3 separate regions of the Homo sapiens genome follow, and all the other regions are linked to region 2. The links are chromatin loops, found by intact Hi-C in ENCODE. Cell type or tissue: heart right ventricle. All regions are shown on one strand.

Evidence for each region. Hi-C counts contacts between places; a loop is a spot of excess contacts. Peaks named below come from ENCODE experiments on the same cell type or tissue, not always from the same donor. Only the 100,000 strongest peaks of a DNase experiment are listed, where the experiment ranks them.
Region 1: it touches region 2 in a loop (2.0-fold over the local background); 7 of 110 quality-filtered maps call a loop at or near these places.
Region 3: a loop joins it to region 2, with 2.4 times the contacts of the local background. A loop is called at or near these places in 7 of 110 quality-filtered maps.

What each region holds. Positions count from the first base shown.
Region 1 is chr2:217,647,757-217,655,756 of GRCh38, forward strand. All of the region lies in intron 2 of DIRC3 (disrupted in renal carcinoma 3), which reads right to left. Among named protein-coding and RNA genes, the nearest start is that of DIRC3, 140 kb to the right of the region's middle. In heart right ventricle, CTCF peaks have their summits at 3,175 (motif pointing right) and 3,374; DNase peaks (open chromatin) are centred at 3,204 and 5,715.
Region 2 is chr2:217,525,862-217,533,861 of GRCh38, forward strand. The region is part of intron 2 of DIRC3 (disrupted in renal carcinoma 3); the gene reads right to left. Among named protein-coding and RNA genes, the nearest start is that of DIRC3-AS1, 250 kb to the left of the region's middle. In heart right ventricle, no CTCF peak of the experiment used is centred here; a DNase peak (open chromatin) is centred at 4,730; H3K27ac peaks cover 363 bases.
Region 3 is chr2:217,627,301-217,635,300 of GRCh38, forward strand. The region is part of intron 2 of DIRC3 (disrupted in renal carcinoma 3); the gene reads right to left. Among named protein-coding and RNA genes, the nearest start is that of DIRC3, 160 kb to the right of the region's middle. In heart right ventricle, no CTCF peak of the experiment used is centred here; a DNase peak (open chromatin) is centred at 4,921; H3K27ac peaks cover 3,189 bases.

The sequences.
Region 1 (8,000 bases), 120 kb after region 2:
CCCAGATCAATCTATAAATGTATTGCAATGATTATTTTTAGGAAACTTGACAAGATGATTCTAAAATTGATATGCAAGAATAAATGCAGGCGAATGAAAACAACAAGCAAAAGAGGACATTCACCCTACCAAACAAAATAACACCCTAGTAATTGTAGAAACATGGTATTAGCTCAGGGATAAGTGAGTAGATCAATGCAACAGAATAGAAAACCTACAAATCAACTAATGTGTCATAGGCAGAACAATAGCTTCCCAAAGATGGTGTTCCTGGAACCTGTGATTATGTTAGGCTATGAGGTATATTAGCTTGCCAGGGCTGCCGTAACAAAATACCACAGACCAGGTAGCTTAAACAACAGCAATTTATTGTCCCACGGTACTGGAGCTGAAAGTCCAAGGTCAAGGAACAAACAGGGTTGCTTTTTCTCTGAGGCCTCTCTTACTGGCTTGCAGATGGATGCCCTATTGCTGCTTTTTCACATGGTCTTTTCCTCTGTACATGCACATCCCTGATGTCTCTTCATGAGTCCAAATTTCCTCTTCTTATAAGGATGTCAGTCAGATTGGATTAAGGCACATCCATACGACCTCATTTTACCATAATTACCTCTTTAAAAGCCCTATCCTTCGATACAGTCACATTCTGAGATACCAGTGATTAGGGCTTCAACGTATGAACTGGAGGGGACAGGGGAATACAGTTCAGTCCATAACACATGGCAAGGAGGAATCAAGTTTGCAGATGGAATCAATCTGCTGACCTTGATTAAGATAGGAAGATTGCTATGGTTTGAATGCTTGTCCCCTCCAAATTGCATGTTGGAATTTAAACCCCAGTGTGGCAGTCAATTGAGAAGCAGAGTCTTTAAGAAGCGTTTGGCCCGGGCACGGTGGCTCACGCCTGTAATCCTAACACTGTGGGAGGCCGAGGCGGGCGGATCACGAGGTCAGGAAATCGAGACCATCCTGGCTAATACGGTGAAACCCCGTCTCTACTAAAAAATACAAAGCGGGAGCCTGTAGTCCCAGCTACTCTGGAGGCTGAGGCAGAAGAATTGCTTGAACCTGGGAGGTAGAGCCTGCAGCGAGCTGAGATTGCACCACTGCATTCCAGCTTGGGCAACAGAGCGAGACTCAGTCTCAAAAAATAAAATAAAATAAAATAAAATAATAAAAAAAAAAAACAAGAAGTGTTTGGGTAATTCCTTCATGGATTAATGAGGTATGGGTTACTGAGGAATCACAAGAGTGGGACGGGTGACGTTATGAGGACAGGAAGAGAGACCTGAGCTACCATGCTTAGCACCCTGGACATGTGATGTCCTGTGCTGTCTTGGGACTCTGAAGAGAGTCCCTACCAGCAGGAAGGCCCTCACTAGATGTGGCTGCCCAACCTTGGACTTCATAGCCTCCATAACTGTAAGACATAAAGTCTCTTTCTTTATAAATTACCCAGTTTTAGGTATTCTCTTATAAGCAACAGAAAACAGACAGAAATTATCACGGATCATCCACATGGGCCCAATGTAATCACAAAGGTTCATAAATGGAAGAGGTCATCATGAGAGTCAGCTTCAGAGTGATACAGCCTAAGAAAGACAACCAACCACTGATGAATTGAAGATGTAAGGGGGCCCTAAGCAAAGGAATGTGGCCAGCTGGAGACAGAATGACACGGATTCTCCCCTGGAGCCCCCAGATGGCTGCCTCCACACAGCCCTGACAACACCTTGATTTTAGACTCTGACCTCCATAACTGTAATTAATAAATTTGTGTTGTTTGAAGCTGCTAAGTTTGTGTAACTGTTTACAACAGCAATAGAAACTAATACACCATGCATAGAAAGGAATTAAGATATGATAAAAGTAGCATTTCAAATAACTGGAGAAGGGTATAGTATTTGGTAATATATAGACAATTAACTAGTCATCTGGCTAAAACACTAAACAAAATCAAATTTCTATGCCATGCCATTCACAAAAATAAAGTCCAGATGGATTAAAAATCTAAACAATGTACACGTAAAAATACTGGAAGAAAATATCGGATAATGTGTTTATGACTTTGGAATAGGGAAGGGGAAAGACATAACCAAAAAATGAATAAAGTTTACAACAGTACAATATAAAACACTTCTATACAAAGACATCACAAGCAAAATCAAAAGGCAAGCAAAAAATGGCAGAAATACGTTTTCATCTTACGTATATTCTTTGAATTTTGTTGTTTTATTTTTCTTGACAGTGAATGTGAATTAGTTCATTAATTAAAAACAAAAAAAGGCAAAAAGAGTTGGAAAGAATCTCCTCTACCACCCTCTTTTCTTCCCAGGAATGAACTGGAATGAAAGGAAAAACTTTTTAAAATCAAAAACACTATGAGAACACAAGCCCGTGTTTTATTGAAGCAAAGAACAAATTATGATTTTGGAGGGCATTTCCTCATACAATCTTTCCCACATCCTCAAGCTCCTCTTTCTTGAAGACACCTGTGGAATGAGCTAAGGTCAGCCTGTGTTCATAGGAAAGTACTGCTGAAAAGCTAACCTATGTAGGGTCAGCCGAACATGTGGCAGAACTGGCCAATTATCTCTCCTTTTCCCACATCTTCCTGGGCACACAGCTAGACTACGTTTCCCAGCATCCCTTTGCAGTTAGCTATGTGCACATATCTGAGTTCTGTCCAATGGAATGTGGGCAAAGGTGCCACCTCTAGGCCTGGCACATGAAAACCTCATGTACTTCATGGTCTGTCCTCTTTTGCTGTTTTAATAAAGATGAATATGCAAACTTGGAAGACTTGAAGTTGCAAAGCCATAAAATGGAAAGAACTTGGATCCTTGAATCACTGCCTAGAGAGTCACCCACTGATCAGAAACACCCATATTGGGCTTTATAAGAGCTAGAAAAAAAGTTGTATTTGAGCTCATATACATTTTTGAGCTTGCGTCTGATTCAGTAGCTAGTATTCCCTTAACTAACTCAGAAGCCAACCTGGCTTCTTTTGGCAAATTCCTTGGTCTGACACCTCCCCCAGCAGTTCAACTGAGCTAATTATTAAGCTAATGACTTCAACTGCAAATCCGTCCTTCTATTCTTGACTTTATGAGTCCCTGAGCTGGGACCCAGCAAACCACATTTCTGCTGTGCCTAATAGTTTCCTGCTAAGGTCTGCCAATAGAGGGCACTAGAGAGAGAGACTGCAAGGCTGGAAGAGGGGAGAAGGTGCCTGCTCCCTTCTGTCTGCTTCTTGTTCCACTTCCTTGCTTCTCGTTTCTGGAGGTGTTACCGGGCCACGTTCACCCTGGCAGCTGCATTTCATTCCAGTAGCAGCCACTTTTTTCCATCACCCAAAGTACCATCCTCATTATCTTCCTCTGGGAGACCAGCATCAGCTGGTAATAATTCCAACGTCTTTCTTTCTTTCCCTGGCCCTAAGGATGGTACCCCTTCCTTGCAGTTGCTACTCTGTGATGTCTTTTTTTTTTTTCTTTTTGAGATGGAGTCTCGCTCTTGTCACCCAGGCTGAAGTGCAGCGGCACTATCTTGGGTCACTGCAACCTCCGCCTCCCGGGTTCAAGCAATTCTCCCACCTCAGCCTCCTGGGTAGATGGGATTACAGGCGCACACCACCATGCCCAGCTAGTTTTTTGCATTTTTGTAGAGGCAGGGTTTCACCATTTTGGCCAGACTGGTCTCAAACTCCTGACCTCAAGTGATCCGCCTGCCTCGGCCTACCAAAGTGCTGGGATTACAGGCTTAAGCCACCACACCCGGCCAACTCTGTGATGTCTTAGGGTTCCCTTTGAACATTCAATCCCTAGTTAACAATTCTTTAGGTTAAATTACCTCTGTTAAAAACCACACCAGATATTTTGTCTCATAGCTGGGTGCTGATTTATACACCAACACGTTTGGAGCTACCTGGGGTTTCTCCATCATCCCAATGGTAATGATACCACAGTATGAGCCATAGATTTCTGTCTTCCTCCGTCCAGCACCTGAGCCTTGCCTACCTTTTGCCACATGCAGAGGAGAAGCAAATCACAAAACGTGTCTCCCTGCCTCCTGCTGGCATTCAACAGACCTCACCTAGGGCTGCAAACTGGAGCTATGAAGACCCAGCAGAGTATGTTTTGTCCCCTATGCCCACAGTGGCATCGCTGGGACGACCACACATTGGAGTACCACCTCCACTCCAAGGAAAAGCAGGGGAGCCACAGAAACAAATTCTCCACTGCTGCCCTTTGAAACCATGCTTTGAAATGTCCACCCAATTTACCCCCTTTCTGATCTAAATTCTACACCAGAGTAGGGGACACATAGCCTAGAAGGAAGGGCTGCTGTGACACTGGAAGCTCCTTAAAGACCAGATTTTTTTCATATGTGTCTCCCGTCCCAAGGCACAAATATGAACTTGCATCTGAAGCTGAATAGCTCTTTAGATAACGCATGCTTGCATTTATTCTCTTTGCCTTTCGCATAGTAGACATTCAGTGAGCCTATCAGGACTGGAGTGGAATGGAATTAGATTGGGAGGAAGCTGCCAGTTGAAAAGTCACTTTTTCTAAAAAGCCTTCTCCTATTCCCCTGGAGAGAGGGAGATGCTTTTTATTCCCTTCTCTGTGTTTCCACAGCTCTTGGTGCTTCTATTTCATCCCCTGTCATGCCGAGTTGCAATTTATGTTTCCTTTCTGCCTTCCCAATATACCAAGAACCTGCCATATGCAAAGTCGCCATGTCTTTTTCATTGTTGTATCTCCAGGCCTGGTACCCGTAGGTGTTCAAAGGATAAGTAAATTAATGAACAAACCCTAGCCTAATGGAGCAGCTTTTCAATCAAAATGAATTATAGCTCTAAGTGCATTAACCTTTAGAGGTAAATAGATGAATAAGAAATGTGCTAAAGGGCACTGTAAAGGGCATCAATTTCACCCTTAGCACTGTAAAGGGCATCAATTTCACCCTTCCAATGTAGGAAAAAACCTTCCAAAGGATTCCAGATTTGAATCCTTGATTTAAATACCCCCTGAATTCAGAAGTTTATTGCCTTAGTAAAACAGTCCATTTCACTGTTAGACAGCTTTAATTATTCAAATGTTTTTCCCTCTAGTCAGCTTAAACCTTCCTTCTAATAATCCCTTTGTGGGCTCTGGTTGCAGCCTCCAGAGAAAACATTGCTAAAATACTTCTAATCCATAGCAGAGATTCTAGAAGATGCCATGGTCCTCCACCCCGGACTACTTCTGATCTGTTGCCTATGGCAAGTATCTTGTACATCACACATCCAGTGCATTTTGCTGCCCTTAGCTAGGATTATCAAATATCCATTCTAGTCCATTCTGAAGAATATCCACAAAAAACAAATCCAACCTATTTCTCTATTTTTGGTCCTAGGGCTGAAACATCTTAGATCTCAGTTCTAACTTAAATTCTTTCCTTTTTTATTTTTTTTAAGTCTCTCTATTCTTTCAGTGAAGAAAGAACTTTTTTGGCTCCTATCCACTCTGTAAAGAATAACTAAGTCCTCTCTTTTTCTCCTCCCCGAAAACATGCCCTTGGCAACCCAGCCTTCTCTTTTATGAGCTGACTCATAGGTTCTGAGTGAAAAAAGCCCTTCCTTAAACACCCTCTACTGCCACGTGTGGATGAGGCTGCAGTATCCCAGTGACCAATGGAGCCAGGAAGTCGTGGCTCTGTGAACTGTGCCAGCATGACCCAGGACACTTCATGAGTCCCTTGTGCCCAAAACGTCACCACTTGGGCAACTACGTGTGGAAGCACCACCTCCACTAGGGGCTGGAAGGACGTGAGAACCAGCAGGTCTCTCCTGGCAGACCTATTGTAGGCTCCAACCCTCCCATGCTGGCCAGCCCTGAAGAGCACCAGCCCCCATGCCATGAACTTAATTACTTTGCAAGAGGACAGTTTGTAGCTGGACTTCCTCTTTGTTCTCACAGAAAGCTGAGAGTGGGCACCAGAACAAAGGCGGGTTTTTGCAAAACACAGGCAGGAGAGAACCCATGCTGCAAATCTGGGTCTGGGTCCATGTGTGGAAGGGATTGGGGAAGCACAAGGATGGGGCTCAGAAGGAACTGAATCCCTACCTGAGTGCTCATGCAGTGCCCTACCTGAGATCCCATTAGACCCAGACATAGCTGAACTGATTTACGCAAGCTTAGAGAAAAAAGTGTCTTGAGGGCTTCTGTCTCCCATCTCCCTGATTTTAGAAGACGATTTTTTTAAAGGTATCTTCTTTTCTATTTTTTTAAAATGTAGTAAGTTGAAAGGGGTGTGAAATTTGCATTGCTCACCTGATCAAGAGCTTTAACCCTCATTATTAGAATGTTCTTTATGTCTAGCCTAAATCCCTAAAGCTACTTCATGAGGTAAGTCTATGGAGTCTCATAAGTGGTTACTGGGGCATCCTTTAATGTGATAGATCAGGACTGATGGTCCTCTCACTCCTTTGGCTCCCCCTCCTTACCTATCTGAGAAGAAATTCCTTTGGCGTATGAACTCTGTGAGGTCATGTTGAGAGGTCACCAGTATTAGCAAGGGAAAGGCTTACGTGTGGAATCTGTGCTCCACACTGAGAAACCTGAACTAGCACCACCTACTTCTACAGAGGTCTGGAGGGCTTCTCTGACTCACAGTGGCCAGGAAGGGTGGGGAGAGAGTCAGAGGGAGTGCCCCAAAGTAGGGACGAAAAGAGAAAAGGAGACAAGTGCGAGGAGGGACTCCTTGGTGCCTATCCAAGCCTGGCAATCTATGGGCTGAAAGATAATTCTGCAGGTAATATAATCTTTGTCACTACCACCCCACACCTTGGCTCTGTGTGTTTGCAGTTACACAAAATTCTTTACTTCCTGAAATGGCCGCAGCTGCTCTCTCTTCTTCAGGGCATGATACGCATATGTGTGGGTCCTTCCTGTATGTCAAGGTCACTTCCAAATCATCCTTGGTTTTCTTTCTCCAGGATGGCTCTCTATTCTTTACCTTTCATCCCAGAAGTTTTAAAGAAGGAGGAGGAAAGGAAACTCATGAATTGAATGTCTAGCGTGAACTAGGAAATGAGAGAAAGCCTTACATAAATGTTTTTCTTTCGTCCTCCTAGCCACTCTCAAAAGTAGGTGAAATTTTATCACCAGAGGGTTAACAACTTCTCTCGATGAGGAAAGTGAGGCTGGGAAATAAAACGAATGGCCCAGGGTCACAGAGCTGGCAAGTGGTCATTGTCAGATTAATCCCTGGATCTGTCAGACTCCAAAGACACAGGCTTCATGGTGCTCCACTAGCTTTGAGTCTCCTCTACCAACCCTGACCCGCTTCTATGTCCCCCACAGTCCTTTAGCTCCACCATGGATCTCAGTACCTCACTTGGATCAGAGCATACAGAGAAAACAGCTTCATGTAGCCAACGTGGCTCAAGATAACCCCTAGCTCTGGGACCAGACTTATGCATGAGACTGGAGGAAGATCCCAGGAGAAGATCAGGCATCTCAATGGAAACTTTAGCCATAGCCCCAGAGGCTCAAGGATGAGGAAGGGGCCCTACCTCATGTGATACTTGATTTTCTCTGGAAATCACTGTGTGTGGTACCCATGGCCCAACCTCCATAATTACCATAGTGTATCAGGAAGATACATTTCCCAAATGTAGTGTATTCCCAAAACTCTGTTTTCCTCTTTAAAGAATAACTGTGACTCCTAGAGAAATCTCTGGATATATGTAATGCTATGAAGACAATAACCAGGCCATAGAATCACAGACTATCAAAGCTAGACAGGATCTCAGAGTTCACCCAGCCAAACCTCCTTATTTCAGCCCTGGGAATTAATAACTCAGAAAGGAAAAGTCTCCCACAACTTAGACTGTGGCAGAAAGTGAGCTCAATCCCAAGTGTCCCAGATCAAGTGACCTAGTTAGGTTTCCTTCCAGCTCTTGGGTGCCATGGTGGCAGTAGACATAGCTGTTACAGGAAACCAGGACCAAA
Region 2 (8,000 bases):
GGCTGGAAGTTCTTCTTGGGGTCTAACTTTAGTGATCTCTCTCTCTCAATCTCTCCACTCCCACGTTTTCTTCCCTCACTCCCTCTTACACACACACATACATATCTCACATTTCTCATTCCAGTTCAGTCCTCACAGAAGCTGGAATAGAGATAATCAACTTCTTAGAATTAAAGCATCCTCTTTTTGTTCAGTACTGGCTCTTTAGTTACTGTTTCTCTTGTCACAGTCCAGGCGAGAAAATGTCAAGAATGTCGGATAGAGAGAGAGAGACAGAGGAGACAGAGTAAGAGGTGTTTTCCAGAACTGAGCACCACAAGTGTGGCTGCTGGGGTGTCCTGCAGAGAACACAGAAGCAGCATCCACAGCCCTGCCATCCTGAAGTCTCCTTCCTCTCTTCCAAAGACTGACGCCAGCAGGCTCCGTCAGAAAGGAGAGCCAATGGTGGAGAAAGGGAAGGAACTTTATCTTTGGAATTCTGTCTTCTCAGTGGTCCAGAAAATTCAAACAGGGCCAGGCACTCCATGTATCTTCCCAGATGGGCATCAGGTACCTGACACAACCTGGCACCCCACATTCTTTCTCCGATTTCCCTGTCATCAGGGGCTTGACAACTCTAGCAGCCAGGGAGAGGCTCTGGGTGGGGCAGTGGCAGGGAGGTTGGAGGAATGTGTTCCAGCCCTGGAGCAGGGAGGAGAGCAGGTGTCTCTTCTAGCAGCAGCTGGAGGGTTGGAGGTGATGGAAAGGTGATATTGCAATCAAGAATGCAGGCTGGGATTGAGAAGGTCAGACCTGCCATTTTGCCATTTCTGATCTCTCAAGATAGACACAATTTCAGGGTTAGAATGAAAGAGGAGTAGAGTGAGACAGAAAGAAAGCACAGAGATAAACAGTCTGGCTTCATTCTTTTCCTGGCTTTGGACATGCTCTTCCCTTATTTTTCTACCTAAGAAGAGGTCTTGCAGTGTGGACAGAATCCTCTGGATTCCGCTGCCATTGGGTTTTGCTTCATTTCTCTTAAGTTAACTTTTTGGAGCTTCATTTTCTCCATCTGTAAAATGAATTGCACAACCTCAGAGCTGTAGTAAGGATTAAATAAGATAACACAGATGAAATACCCTAGCAAAATACTTGACCAACTCAACATTCTCTAAGTGTTAGTTCCCTCCCCTCCCCTTCTCACTGTGCACCTTCAAGAGAGAAAACAACCTCTCTGTCAAAAATTGGCCAGAGAACAAGGTGCGGGCAGAGGTTCTGAGACATTAAATGGCAAGTTGCCGCAACTCTGATTCAAAGCATGTAATCATTGTGAAGTCAACCTTCATAGCTGATATTTTGCACCTGTTCTTAAAGAGCTCTATGCCTTTCAATTGGATGAGCTTAGTCATCTTCATGAACTGAAGATGCTCTGGGTGAAGTCAAGAGCAAAAGTACCTTTTATGCCCAACTCAGGTTGGAGAGTTGCAACCTAGGAAGTGAAATGCTTTTCCCAATGCTCGTCAGGAAGGACAGAGACAGAAGGGAGACTGGCATATTATGGATTATTCTTCAATAACTTCTCTATTATTGAAGAATAATCCATAATATGCTGGTTGCATAATATGCCAGTTGCATATAAGTCTCAGGTTGCAGAGATCTTAGCAATCCAGAGATATTCTTTTATGATTGGTTAATACTCAGGGCTTCCACAAAAGAACCTTGCAAAAAATTGTGGAGGCTTTACAAGACTAGATAGAGACAGAATTCTCACAGTGTTCTGTCTCCTGAGAAGGAACTGGGTGGTGTCCACTGGTTCTCACTCCCTTAGACAATCCTGCATGTGTGGATTCAGGATTCCACAGGCCCCGCTGAGACACCTAGCTTCCAAAGCTCCATACAGCTGATGAGTCACGGAATCTTGAGGAGAATGTGCCCTAAGTCAGAAGCTCTCCAGGGATGCAATTTTCATCCACCCAAAAACCACTTCCCTCCAGCCTAAATATTAGGTAACAGCATGCATCTGGAATGCCCAAGTGCCTATAAAAGATTATTACTAAGTAAGAGTAGATGATGATAATTAATTACCCTCCATTAAAGACAAAGTCCCTAGAGCAAATGCATCAAAGGCAATATTTTACTGAGTTGGCGATTTCTTTGGCTCTGCAACAAGGTGACTCGTTAGCCTGCATCTTGAGTCCATTTCTCTCTCTTGCATTCTGGCTTGTGGAATATTCCTTTTGACTTTGGACAATTTCATTTAATTTCCACCTTTCACCCCATCTCCCATCCAGTAATCATTATTACTAAAACTTCACACTAGGCCACAGATCTATTTTATAGCACCCCTTTGATGGATTAATTTATGGTAACTCTCCTTCATTACTAAAGCCCAAATCAAAGAAAATGCTCTTAGAATGGTGACCTGCCATTTTGCCATTTCTGATCTCTCAAGATGGACACAATTTCAGGGTTAGATGAAAGAGGAGTAGAGTGAGGCAGAAAGAAAGTATAGGGATAAACGGTCTGGCATCATTCTTTTCCTGGCTTTGGACATGCTCTTCCCCTTATTTTTTTTTTTTTTTTTTTTTTTTTTGAGACGGAGTCTCGCTCTGTCACCCAGGCTGGAGTGCAGTGGTGCGATCTCAGCTCCCTGCAAGCTCCACCTCCTGGGTTCACGCCATTCTCCTGCCTCAGCCTCCCAAGTAGCTGGGACTACAGGCACCTGCCACCACACCCGGCTAAATTTTGTATTTTTTTTTTAGTAGAGACAGGGTTTCACCATGTTAGCCAGGATGATCTTGATCTCCTGACCTTGTGATCCGCCCGCCTCAGCCTCCCAAAGTGCTGGGATTACAGGCGTGAGCCACCACACCCAGCCCCCTTATTTTCTACCTAAGAAGAGGTCTTGCAGTGTGGACAGAGCCTTCTGGATTCCACTGGCATTGGGTTTCTGCTTAACTTCTCTTAAGTTAACTTTTTGGAACTGCCAAAAAGTTAACAAGAGAAGTTAAGTTAAACAAAATCTACCTGCCAGCCAACACAAGAAAGACTACAGAAAATAGACATCCAAAGAGATCATAGGATTGATCTCCTCCTCAACAAATCCACTTAATGGGTAAAAGTGGTCAGAACAAAGTGTGCTATGATTCCAGAAGAAGTCAACGGACTGGGCCAGATTTCCTCCAATCTACGACAGAATCTATGAGTAGCACGTTACTCTGTGATTCTTAGGAAACATCTTCTCTTGTCCTATAGTTCTTAATCAGCAGACCTGTGACCACTGGGAGAGGTCTGTGATTACTGAGCAAAGTTGACCACAGAAAGAATATCCATATTCTCAGAACCTCATCATGACTAATCTGGGAAGCAATCTTGGAATATCCATGTTTCCTGAAAAGAGTACAGAAGCCGTGGAATCAGGACCTGAGAAGGCTGTGTAGTTCCTGGCTTTGTGACCAGGAGACTCTCTGGAAGTCAGTCTCCTTATCTGTAAGAAAAGACAAGGAAATAATTCTTATCTAATGAGTTCTTGGGAAATTGGGAGGAGATAATTGATATGTGTCAGCATGTTGCTCAGCTCCTGGGTATGGTGCCTTCCATCACGTCAGATAATCACCATCTTGCAAGAACAAGGGCAGGGCCATGAAGCAGGCCAAATGCCAGAAGACTGTCTGGACCTTTGCAGGTACCAAACACATCCTTGTTGAATGAATCAATGCAATCATATCTATGGTTTGTGGCTAGGGCAGCCAGAAGATTGGTAGACTGGCATCAGTAAGAGCTATCTGGACATATAGGAAGTGCTTTCCAATTGTTGAGTCGCAGAGATCTTAACAATCCAGAGATATTCTTTTGGGATTGGATAATACTCACAGCTTCCACAAAAGAACCTTGCAAAAAGTTGTGGAGGCTTTACAAGACTAGATGGAGCCAGGCCTCCATCAGCCAATTCTGGAGAAACACTTGTATGCTGGAAAACTGTCCCTGGGACAAAAAAAAAAAAAAAAAAACAACAACAACAACAACAACAACAAAACAGCATGACACTGATACCAACATTTTAATCACGATAATTATTGTTAGTGCTTGGCACAGGCAAACTCCTAATCTCTGTAACCTGGTAAGGGTTCTTTTCTAACCAAGGACTCAAGGATCAAGTTGTCTCTTCATCTCAGCATATGCCTTTCATGGTTGCCCCAGCAAGGTAAAGAAAGATCGAGGTAGCACAATGCCTCTTTACTGCTTTGGCCCCAGTATGGCACAGATCATTGCTGATCACAGCTATCGGCCAGAACTAATCAAATGGGCCTAATCCAACTGCAAAGGGAGCACCTGAATAATAAGTGAGCGCTAAATGTCTCTACCACTGCTGAGGACTCAACAGAGGGGCAGTCTGATGTCTCACCATGCTGATAGCCAGGAAGCTCTGGATTTCCTCCCTCTATGTTTTAATGACTTAACCAGGGGTGGTAAAGGAGGCCTTTAGAAAAGATTCTCAAACACAGGGGCCCAGGGATCCCTGGGAATCATTTCTTACTTTGCCATCATCTTTTCTCCCTTTTTTTTTTTCTAATAGATAGCTCTCAGAGGGGATTACCAAAGCAATTTTATGGTCTTTATAGCTGGTTCTCTCCCCAGTAATTCAGCTGAGAGTCAAAGATCACAGAAAACCTGGCACCTCCCTCATCTCACTATCTCTCTGGAGAATGTGGGCCCTCCTCCCTCTCTGGAATACATGGAGGCCGCCAATTACAACATAGATTCTCCTGCCAGCTTCAGTGCTGTCTGCCAGGAGTAGGGCTACTCCCAAGAGGTTGACAACCTAAAAGGCCTTCATCACTATTCAGAGAGCCATAGCCCTGGTCCCCACAAGACTTTAAAAATGGCTCCCTTTGGGTAATTTCTAGTGCTGCTTTGCTGAAGCTCCTTGCATACCAAAGTTTATAGCAAGAACCAAAGCACCTGCCATGCCCCACTCCCACCCACCCCCTTCATACCCTTCTCCCTTGCTCTACCATCCTTCACCTGGGCTTCTGACTCAGCCTGCAGATAGCCTACAGGTCAAAGTCCACTTCCACCTGACCAGCCTGTGACTCTCTGAAAAACAGACCAAAGCTAGCCTGAGGCTTTTAGGGGAAGGAAACATAGGCAGTTTGAAGTCCTAGGGGCTGAAAACTTAGGCCTACGTTTCTGGCTATACTTTGCCAAGTTTTTTCCATGAGCATGAGACTGTGGCAATTCTGAATTGTCCAATCCCTGGCTGTGGTTCAAGCCACACTTCTAGTCACCTTCGCAATACACCCCTTACCATCTCCAGCTCCCCGACTGCCCTCCATCTCCTGGACCTCTCAGAGCCCCAGAATTTTCCTGCAGCCAACATATTGAGAGTCTTGTAAAAGCTGAATACAAGAAGAAGAAAAAGAGAGGCCAAGCTTATTAAACTCCTCTTCAGCTGGCTGCATGGATTCTTTTAAGTCCACTGTTGGATTTCTTTGAGGTCTCAGTACGTGCTGACTTGCATGGCTGGTTTGGGGGATAGGGAAAGGAGGTAAGAAAAGCTTTGCACTGGATAAATAAAAATCCCTTTGTTAATTAAGGAGACATTAACAAGACCATGGCCTATATCAGGCAGCCTACACAGAAGGTTTGATTCTTCAGGAATTAAAAACAAGGAAATAGAGAAACTCCCCCACCACACTGCATAACTTTGTTCTAGGGCTGCTAAGTTATTCCCTGCTACTACATCAGCTGTGAGAGCCCTGTGAAATATGCTGTGGTTAAAATAAACTCAAGCACCTAAGCATATTTTTTTAGATGTGTTAGGTTATCTAAAACAGTTCATCTCCTCTATCTTCTCTTTGAAAAAAAGCCTAAATTATTAATTTTCTATCCAGTCATTTTATGTTTTCCTGCCCTGTCTGTCCTCTTCATAGCAGCCCAATCTGAATGAGAGACATGAACAAAGTGATTTAAGAATTGTTGACTGGAAAAGGAGTAAGGTGATACACCAATAGCCCTGGTCCACACAAAACCTTACAAATGGCTTCCTTTGGGTGATTTCTAGTGCTGCTTTGCAAAAGCTCTTTGCATGCCAAAGCTTATAGCAAGGACCAAAGTGCCTGCCATGCCTCCTGCTCCCCACCCCCTTCATAGCCTTCTCCCTTGCTGTACTAGCCTCACCTGGGCTTCTGAATCAGACAGGTTAGGATCAGAGGTCCAGGTCTTCCTCTCTCATGGACAGGTTGCATAGCCTGTTTGAGATTGGATTTCTTCATTTATTCAGTGTGAGCAGACTATGAAATGTTGGAGATTATATGTGATTGTTTATAATGTTCCTAATACACTCTAGGTGTTCAATCAATTACACATTGAAGAATGGCATTATGAAATCACATTGTTATTATTAACACCACCTTCCACTCTTTCTTTACTTCCCTTGAACAGATCCAGTCTACCCCAAAAGGACCTTAGCCATTTCCACATAACCTAATCAGTAAACTGGGCTCATTAAACTTTTCTAAAAGATGTGAATAGGGCAGACAGAAATTGATATGGTTTGGCTGTGTCCCCACCCAAGTCTCTTCTTGAACTGTAGCTCCCACAGTTCTCAAATGTCATGGGAGGGACCTGGTGGAAGGTAATTGAACCATGGGGGCAGGTCTTTCCTGTGCTGTTCTCATGACAGTGAATAAGTCTCAGGAGGTCTGATGGTTTCATAAGGGGGAGTTTCCCTGCACAAGCTCTCATTCTGTCTTTGCCTGCTGCCATGTAAGACATGCCTTTTGCCCTCTGCCATGATTGTGAGGCCTCCCCAGCCTCACATGGAACTGTGAGTTCAATAAACCTCTTTTTCTTTATAAATTACCCAGTCTTGGGTATGTCTTTATCAGCAGCATGAAAATGGACTAATACAGGAATACAACAGCCTCAGGTCACTACAAGCTCAAATTAATGCCCTGCCTTCTGAAAAATTTACACATCTCCCTCCTCTTTCCACTTATTGAACACTTTTATATGGCTGACCCTTTGCTAAGCTCTTTGCGTGCATGGTTTCAACTGGACATCACAACTCTGCTGTTTACAGGAACCCTGGGATCCTGGCTGCTGAGTTGCTTAGAGTCTCTCCAAATTTAACCACCAGCCTGCTATAAAAACCTCTTGTAGCATCCCCAAACCCCAAACAGATCATAGAAACTCTTAACTTTGGGCAGACATCATGCTTTTTATGTCACAGAAGCCAGTCTCATGAGTTTCTGGGTAACAGTCACTGGTATGTAATCCTCCCAAAATCCTCTCCCATAGGACATTACTTGATTGCTCCCTCTGGGTATGAGGTGTCCTAGAACGAGCCCGGCAAGGACACCAAAATTGTTTTCACAAAACCCTTGTATTACTGCTTCCTCTTCCTATATCTGGTAGTTCCCCAGTGGCTATTCTAAAGTTAACCTTGTAGTCCTCCTTTCCCATATTGCATCTGTAGGGAAATGAGACACAGATACACAAGCAGCTGGGAATTCTTGTGAGGCTGAAAAGATGAGAGTTGAAGGTTCATGGATTTTGAGCAATCACTAGCGAGTAAATCACATCCGATCTTTCTAGTGCAAGGAGCAATATGCTCATTATCTCATAACTACAGAAGAGTATGCCAAGGCCAAGATGCCAGACTGTCTGGTCTCCTGCTTTGGGCATTTGGATGTCTAAAGCAATCAGGACATATGTCCCTGTGTCCTCTCATTGAGTATCTTGAAGGGGGAGACACTCTGACATTACTTCCCCTGACACTGGCCCAGGAAACTTGATCACTGAGTAAGCCCAATATAAGCTGGAGGACTCAAGTTGTAGACTTTTGTTTCTGTTCTGACTGGTCCACCTCCAAACTGCTTTCAAGATTCAGGTCTACTGGCTCCTAAGAACTTCAGTCTTAGTATTATCAAGTAAGGCAGAGAGAAAAGGGAAGGTTTAGGAGTCAGACAAATTTTGGTTTGAATCCTAATTCAGCTACAGCCATGCATTGTTTAATG
Region 3 (8,000 bases), 100 kb after region 2:
CAGGAGAGGTGCCCAGCATTCAAGAACACCAATTTTAGGCTTTATTCTATAATTTTACTGGAACCACTGTGTAATTTTTTATAGTAACTAACATTGCCTAACAACCTGACAACATACTTTTTGGAGTTCTCAAATACATAAAAGTGTGGCATCTCATATATGTTACTTTTATTAGAACTTTTAAAGTGGTTTACATATTTTTTAGAATGAAATGTGAATAAAATAAATGTTTGTAGTATCCCTGAAACTCCTTCACGAGGCCCCAGGTTTTCATGAAATATATTTGAAAATCACTGGCCTACCTGCTTTCAAAGATCCTTCCCAGATTTAACATTTTATTAGTGAATATATTTCTAATTATCCAAAGAGAGTTGTATTGGTCTTTATAAAGAAGTAAGCCCCTTCTGCCTTTGAAATAAAATGGCATCTAAGAAGTGCCAAGGGACACATATATTTCTAGCATAACCCTTGTATATTTAGGCGATTTGGGCCTTCTTAGGGAACTTTGGTTCTAGAATCTTATTTCTCTGAGATGTAATAACAATCATGCTAAAAATGGCCCTGTATGTTAAGCAATGACATAAGTTGTCTGGAAGGTTCCAAGCAAAGTCAAAATTAAAGCAACTTTTTCAAAGGTTGTACTTAAAACCAAATGCATTAATAAATGGCACTTTGATGAATCTGAAAATTACAAACTAGAGCAAAAACAGGCAAGACCATTTTCTTCTACTGTGGACTTCTTTAGGAATCCCAGTGCTCAGAAGCTGGGGGATGACCACAGTGACCTTTGCCATAGGCAGTCACAGCAGTAAACAGAGGCCACATCCAGGAACAAATCAGAAATTTAACCAAGCCAAAAGGAAACCCAGGCCTAACCCAGAGGCAGGAATGCCACAATGGCTTTTTCTAGCAGCAGAGGAGAGCCAGTCCCTAAAGGGGATAAGGAAAGGATGTCAACGTGGGAAGCCTTGACAGATGTCCAAGTTTCCCAGGTTCTAAATTTATCTTAATTTAATCATGTTCACCTCTGAGGATGGTACTATGCAATTGCTCCACAGGGAATTGAAGGCCCTCAAGAAGCCTTCGATCATCATCACCCACCAGGCCTAGGCCTAGGAGCCTTGAAGGGAGGCATTACCCCATGGGGTAAGGAAGAGATTCAAACAGATTTTGGACTCAGGCATGCCTGAGTTACAGCCAATGTCTTGTGTGCTGCCATGTGACCTTAGGAAAGTTATATAACCACCCTGACCCTGCTAGCAGCTTACAGTGTAAAAATGGCAACTTGAGATGAACTCAGTGTTCAAATCAGCCCAACCCCTAAACCTCATGCCCAGACACAGACCTCTGATTCCTACTCAGCCTCGCTTTGCCCCATGGTTCTAAAACATTGTGCTAAGTGTTCTACCTCCCAGAAGGAGGGGATGCTCTGTTCTTATAGACCAGAAACTCAGAAGCCACCCTAGGTCCTTGCCCAAGTTATGTGGTGGAAGGGGAGGGGTTGTTTTGCTTTTTTCCTTTTCTTTTTTTTCCCCTTTTTGTTTTTCATTTGCAAAACATTTGAGAAGCTTGAGGAAAACAATCTGTCTGAGCCCCTATGAAGATGTAACTCTAGATGGCCTTCCAGCTGGGCCAGGCCTACCAAGTGTCCGTCTGGAAACCACAAAGTGAAGGAGAGTTTCCATACAAAGGAGGCATCGGTCTCTGGGAGTAGATGAGCCAAGTTTCAACCAAAATAAACTTGCCATAGTCTGGATGCAAGAACAGGCAAAACTAACCCCTAAAACACAAGGCCCCCCATCTTCTGGACCAGGTTGGAGATCGCCCCCGGATGTAGTTGCTACTTGGGGAGAGTACAGAAAAGTGGCTCAAGGGCATCCTCCACTGCATAGATGTGGCTTCTGCCAAATGTCAAAAGACAATATGGGATTGTTGGCTTTCTGACTCCCTGGCCCTATCTTGTCCATCCTCTATCATCATGCCTAGGTCCCAAAATCTGACACTGGAAAAAAGTAACTTACTGCATTCTCCCTCCAAAGGAATTATGTCTGTTTCTATTTCTCAAGATAGTCCTTATGCTAGACTCCATTTATTTTCTCTCCAGATTGGCTTGGCCCCACCTGCCCCTGGACCTCATTTGCTAGCTCACTGGCATCTCAGATGTTACCAACTGCCATCACCTTATCCTCTAACACTGCCAGCCATCTCAGCCACCCCACAGAGCAGGAGCTGGGCTTTGGCATGGCCTCTAGCATGCCTGCTGTGGTGTGAGGCTCAGCAGCTCTATTGCCCATGTCTAACCCAGCTGGATGCATGGAGGCTCTGGCTTTCCCAGCAGCTGCCTCAAAGGGTAGCCTCTGAATATAAGAGGCAAGAGACAAGAAGGATGCAGCAGATAAGTTCTTCTTCCTCTCTGCTTTTCCAAAGGACTGTTCCAAGATCTTCCGACACTGTTTCTTACAGTTCCTCCAAAGATTTCCCGTGGGAACACACAGCTCACTGTGTGTCTTCTTGTAAGGCTGTGGCAAACTCAGTAACACACAAGTTTGTATTTCCTTTCCCTCCTTTCCTGCTTCATCTTTTGTAGCCCTCCTTCTTGCCACCTTAGGACTGCACTTTTCAGTAAGATGTTAGCATGTTAGCCTCAGGCTCTCTGTTCTAAGAACACAGCCTAAGATAGCCTTCATTATGGTTTCTCTCTCTCCAGATGGAGGCATTAATTTAGGCAAACTGCCCGCTTCTATCTACTCGCTACTATATTTCCTCCCTCTTCAACTTACGTGTGTCACCAGTGGGAGATTTGAAAGTGGGCTAGCTGTTACACCACTGACTATAGTTGCTCTGTTTTTATTTTATTTATTTTTGGTTTATACCTTGAGTCTGGAGTTTTAGGATGCCCTTGGTTGCTTTATCAAAAATGAAATATAGATCCATGTACATGTCCTTCCCAGGATCTAGAGAGCAATAAAATCCCACTCACACAGACCCTGATCAGGCACTGCAACTGTGCAGCAAAGCATCCACTGGCAGAGTTCACCAAGGGGTAGCATTTCCCAAAGTCAGAGCCATAGAACACCAGTTGTGTGGGATTAGTAGATGTTTGTTTCAAAATTTAAATGACTCTGTTCTCAAATACACTTGAGTGCCTCAAGGTTAAACAAAATTAAATAGTTTCCCTTACCCTACAGGATTTCAGAGACGTTGCTATAGTATTGTACAACGTTCTCACCAAAAGAGAGAGTTTGCAGAATTTTCAGAATTTATTGGGACACGTCTTTTTTTGCTAAACATCTCATAGGATTGATGCTAAACAAACACTTAGTTCCTGTGGCAGAAATTCCAGAAGTGTCAGCTCCTGGGAAGAAGTCTCCCTACTCTTCAGACTTCAAGTTCCAAAGTCTTTGGGTCCCTGTTGAAAACACCACAACTGAGTAAAGTCAACCTATTCTTCTGACTCTTTGAGAAAATACTAGAAGTCTACATCTGCAGGCCTATTGAATAAATAAAAGCTGAGCTTAACCATCAATAACCAACACTAGGCAATGCTCCTTTCCTTCTTTCTATTCTTCTCCATCTATGGGATTATTTTTTTTCATGATTCTCCCACTTGCTTTCCACATAATGTTACAGCTACTCCTCCCACCCCTACTAATACCCATTATTAATCTAAGTATGCATGTCCCATCATAAGGAAGAAACACAAATCACCTTCCTGGCCTGTGTATTCCTACACATGCCCTGTCCCTACCCAACTCAACTGAGATCAGCAGTTACTGAAAGTTCAAGGCATTCTGTTCTCCTCACCCACAAATGCTCCCTGAACTCACTTTTCAGTTCTAGGATTAATAAAGTACAACCGAAATTTTGTTGCTGTGAGCCCGGGGGGTTAAAGCTGCCACCACTACATAAAATCTCGAGAGTGAAGCCTTCAGTAAGCAAAGCAGGCTAATGACTTCTGTCCCTCTGGTAATAAGCTGCGGAAATGGGCTGCTGGGGAAAGCCAGTGGCCCACATAAATCCATGTGTTAGCGAGCCTGCCTGCTGGAGCAGCGGCAGCATGCTGGGAGGAGGTCGGAGGGCTGGGAATGTCAGAAATAAAAGCGTCTTTGGAGACCACCTAAATCAGCCCCCTCATTTTGCATGGGGAGAGACCGAGGTTCAAAGAAGCCAACTTGTGTGCCCAAGACTACAGCACGAATTCAGAGTGGAGCCACGGACTAATCTTCCCAGAGCAAAATCCAGAGCAGCTCCACCAAGATGTTTTGGACAAACCTCTTTCTGGGTCTCATGGGCATTACTGTGTACCACCGAACTAGGAAGCCAGTGGTGTAGCGATGGAGCGAAAATTGCAGATGGACATTTTTGTTTTTATTTCTGTGCCTCTGTTTTCCCCTGTCTAAAGGCAAGAGGTAGATAGTATTGAAGTGGGAAAAGTCATGCTAACATTCTTAGGAGGAAATCTGGAAAACAATCCATATTCTGGATTGTTAGATAACTAAGCCTGATTTAACAGTTTAATTCAGGGGAATAACTATGGGAATGTAGAACAAAGAAGGGAGGGGAAAAAAAAGGAGGAATTTTGAGCTCAATTTTTCCCTGATCTAACTAAGCAGAGCATGCCTCCTTTCAACACTCAGGGACCTATATGTTCCTTTGGAAACCAGACCAGAGTCTGAGGACCTAAGACCTTAACCCAAAAAGAGGGAAGGGCATCTATTTTGTGGCCTGTATGTTTTAATATAAATTCTCACTAAGCTACACAGGGCATGGGGAAGACATCAGCACCATGGGTGAAAACCAAATTCCAGCTAATAAGTCAGTTCTGCAGGGTCCAAAGGAGTCCCTCAGATCTCTGCAGTCTGGAAAGCCTGCGCTGTCTTCTGAGGGCTTTCCAAGCCCAGACACACAGACTCAGCACACAGTGTTCTGAGAACAAGCCAAGCATGGGGGGAGCTTCCCAGCTGGTATAAGCAATAGCTCACAGCAAAGGAGTATTCCAGGAGAGAGCCATTCCCAGTGTCAGTTCTGATTTCCTTCCCTCCTGCAGGACCAGTATTCAGATGAGCCTCTCATCTCAGACTTTTGGGAAAACACAGCCAGAAAAAAAAAAAAATGCTTTCTGCAAATCCAGCATCCTCTCAACACAGTCCCCTAAAACTCATAAATGCCACTTTGAGGGAATACTATTGTTCAGGGCCTCACATAGTTTAGCCAGGAGAGAGCAAGGTGGTCTCTATTTGCAGTGGCTTCTATCTCTATGTTTTGGGGATTGCTGGCAAACAACACAACACAGACCAACAGGGCATTTCATCCACAAAAACCTATGCATGCTATTTATCAAATGGTCCCTCTGCATGTATGCATGTGCGTGTGTATACATATATCCATATATGTACGTGTGTGTATATAGTCATATGCCACACAATGATGTCTTGCTCAATGATGGACCACATATACAACAGTGGTTCCCATAAGATGATAATACCATATTTTTACTGTACCTTTTCTTATTTAGATATATTTAGATATACAAATACTACTGTGTTGCAAGTGCCTACAGTATCTAGTACAGTAACATGCTGTACAGGTTTGTAGCCTAGGAGTAACAGACTATATCATACAGTAGCATAGGTGTTTAGTAGGCTCTACGGTTGAGGTTTATGTAAATACACTCTACGATGTTCACACAATGACAGAAGTCACCTAATGACATATCCCGGGAACAAATCTTTGTTGGTAAGTAATGCATGACTCGTGTGTGTGTGTGTGTGTGTGTGTGTGTGTGTGTGGTGTGTGTGGTGTGTGTGTTGTGTGCATGCGTGTTTTAAATTCAGGAAATGTGAGCTCTGCAAACCTGGTGGACAAATTCCTATAAAGGAGGCCCACCAGGCATTTTGTGCCACTTTGCCCCCTGTGCCCTGTATCCAAGAAAAGTCCATAAGAACAAGTCTCCCCTCACCACTGCAACTCCTACTCCTTGGCAAATGCTTGATTGTCAGAGTTTTCCAAACCCACATCAGCTCTTGAAAGAAGGAAGCTTAAGGCAGGTGGGGGAAATCTGGGGGATACTGGAAGCCCTCCAGACTAGGCACAGATTCTGCTGCCTCACTTTTTAATGGTGAGCAGGGACAGGTGACCCCAACCTTCAGCTCTCCTCTCTAAAGCCCTGAAAATTCCTCTTGGCCTTCCTGAACTCTCCAGGGCTCTACTCTGGCCATGAACCAACAGACTGTCTCTCCACTAAGCCCTCACCAGCAACCCCTGGGCTTCATTTGTTCCAGCCAGAGCTGGAGGAAGGACAAGGTCCTTTTCTGCTCTGCATGATATGAGGTCTGCATTACCAGCCCAACCTACACCAGGAAATTAATAAAAGGACTCAGATGTGGGATTGTGATCCAGACTCCAGGGATAAAGATGCCCCTTCTTCCAGGGAACAATGGTGATTGGAGGAAAGAAAATCCAGAAGTGTACAAGTTGCTCTTCATACTTCCTGGCAGCCTTCTAGAACATATTGTGAATTACTCTTAGGTAATGTCATGAAGGACACAGAGCTTGCACCCTTGAGCCAAAGGGTAATGTACTGCACACACCTCAAGTGCAATTCATCACCCCTTGGGCTGAAGAGGCCACATGGTGATGGTTTTAATTAATGTCCCCTGAAGGCCTGGAGACCTCTGGCTGATTCCAATAGTGATGCCCCGCCCTGGAGCCTCTCAGGACACCACATCCATACAGGCTTATTCCTAGGAGGAAAAGTTGCAAACGGAGTTTCTTAGGTCTGGAGACATCTCAGTCACTATATAAATCCTCTCCTAGGGCCACTGACCAGGACCATGCCTTATGCCTTAAAAGATCCCAGGAAGCTTATTTATAATCATTCCAAATGCCTGAGAGATTGATAACTCAGGCCCATTAACCTTGGAAAACCCTCCAAAATGTCTAAACTAAATCCCTACAACTACTACCAAAATCTACTTTCTCATATCCTTCAAACACTTCCTTGGCTCCTGACCCTTTGGCCGGAGGATTAATTCCAAGCTGCCCCTAACACTTCATAGAAAGTCCGTCATGATCTGTACCCAATCTACAATCTTAAACTCAATTCTTATTACACCTACTTGTGTCCTCGGTGCCACAGCCACACTAAGCTGATCATTAGTCTCCAACCACACGCTGCACGTGACCCACACTGATCTTCCCCTCACCTTCTACATGGCTACCACACCCAACTCCACTCTACTGCCTTCTAAGGAACTAGCTCAATTGCCACTTGGGTCCATGAAGCATTCCACTCTAAGTCAGAATTAACAGCTACTACTTTTGTCTTGCCATGGAAGGAAATATGAACTTAGAGAGCAAGTCAGGACAAAACCTCATTCATTAGTTTATTCATAAACATCTACTGAGCTGCTAGAGTATTCCAAGCCCCCAGCACTTTGCTAAGAACTGTCACTCTAAAAAACTGAATAAGACACGGTTGGACCTTCCAGCTGCCCGTAGTCTAACAGGACAGTCAGATAAAATAACACAAGCCACAGTAAAACATGATGCTTGCTCTAGTGGACATGTAAATATCATGCTGGGGCAGAGGGAGCACCAGGACAAAGGATATATGTGCCCAACAAGTAAGCTAATTCAGACCCAAGCTAATTCTTGCTGCTGAAGAAACATCAGCAACCACAGGAAAGGGCCTTGGGAACTATGTGACTGATATATGGAAAAAATCAGCCTCGTTGGAGATAAACTCAGCAGTTATGTGGACTCTGCTGCCTCAGAAATCTCTTGGGGGTACTCCTAGCATGATGAACAAAGAATTCTCAAATGAAATCAGACCAGGCCTTCTTCAGTGGGTAGGAAAATATGAAACAGAATTTAAGAGTCCACTTCCAAGTTCCAGTCAACTCAATTGAATTCAAGAAACAATTCCTGGGCCCCACTGAGTGGACCTATGTGGTCATCCCCCTGTATCAACCAAGCTCAACCCTTGAAGACAAGGCCCT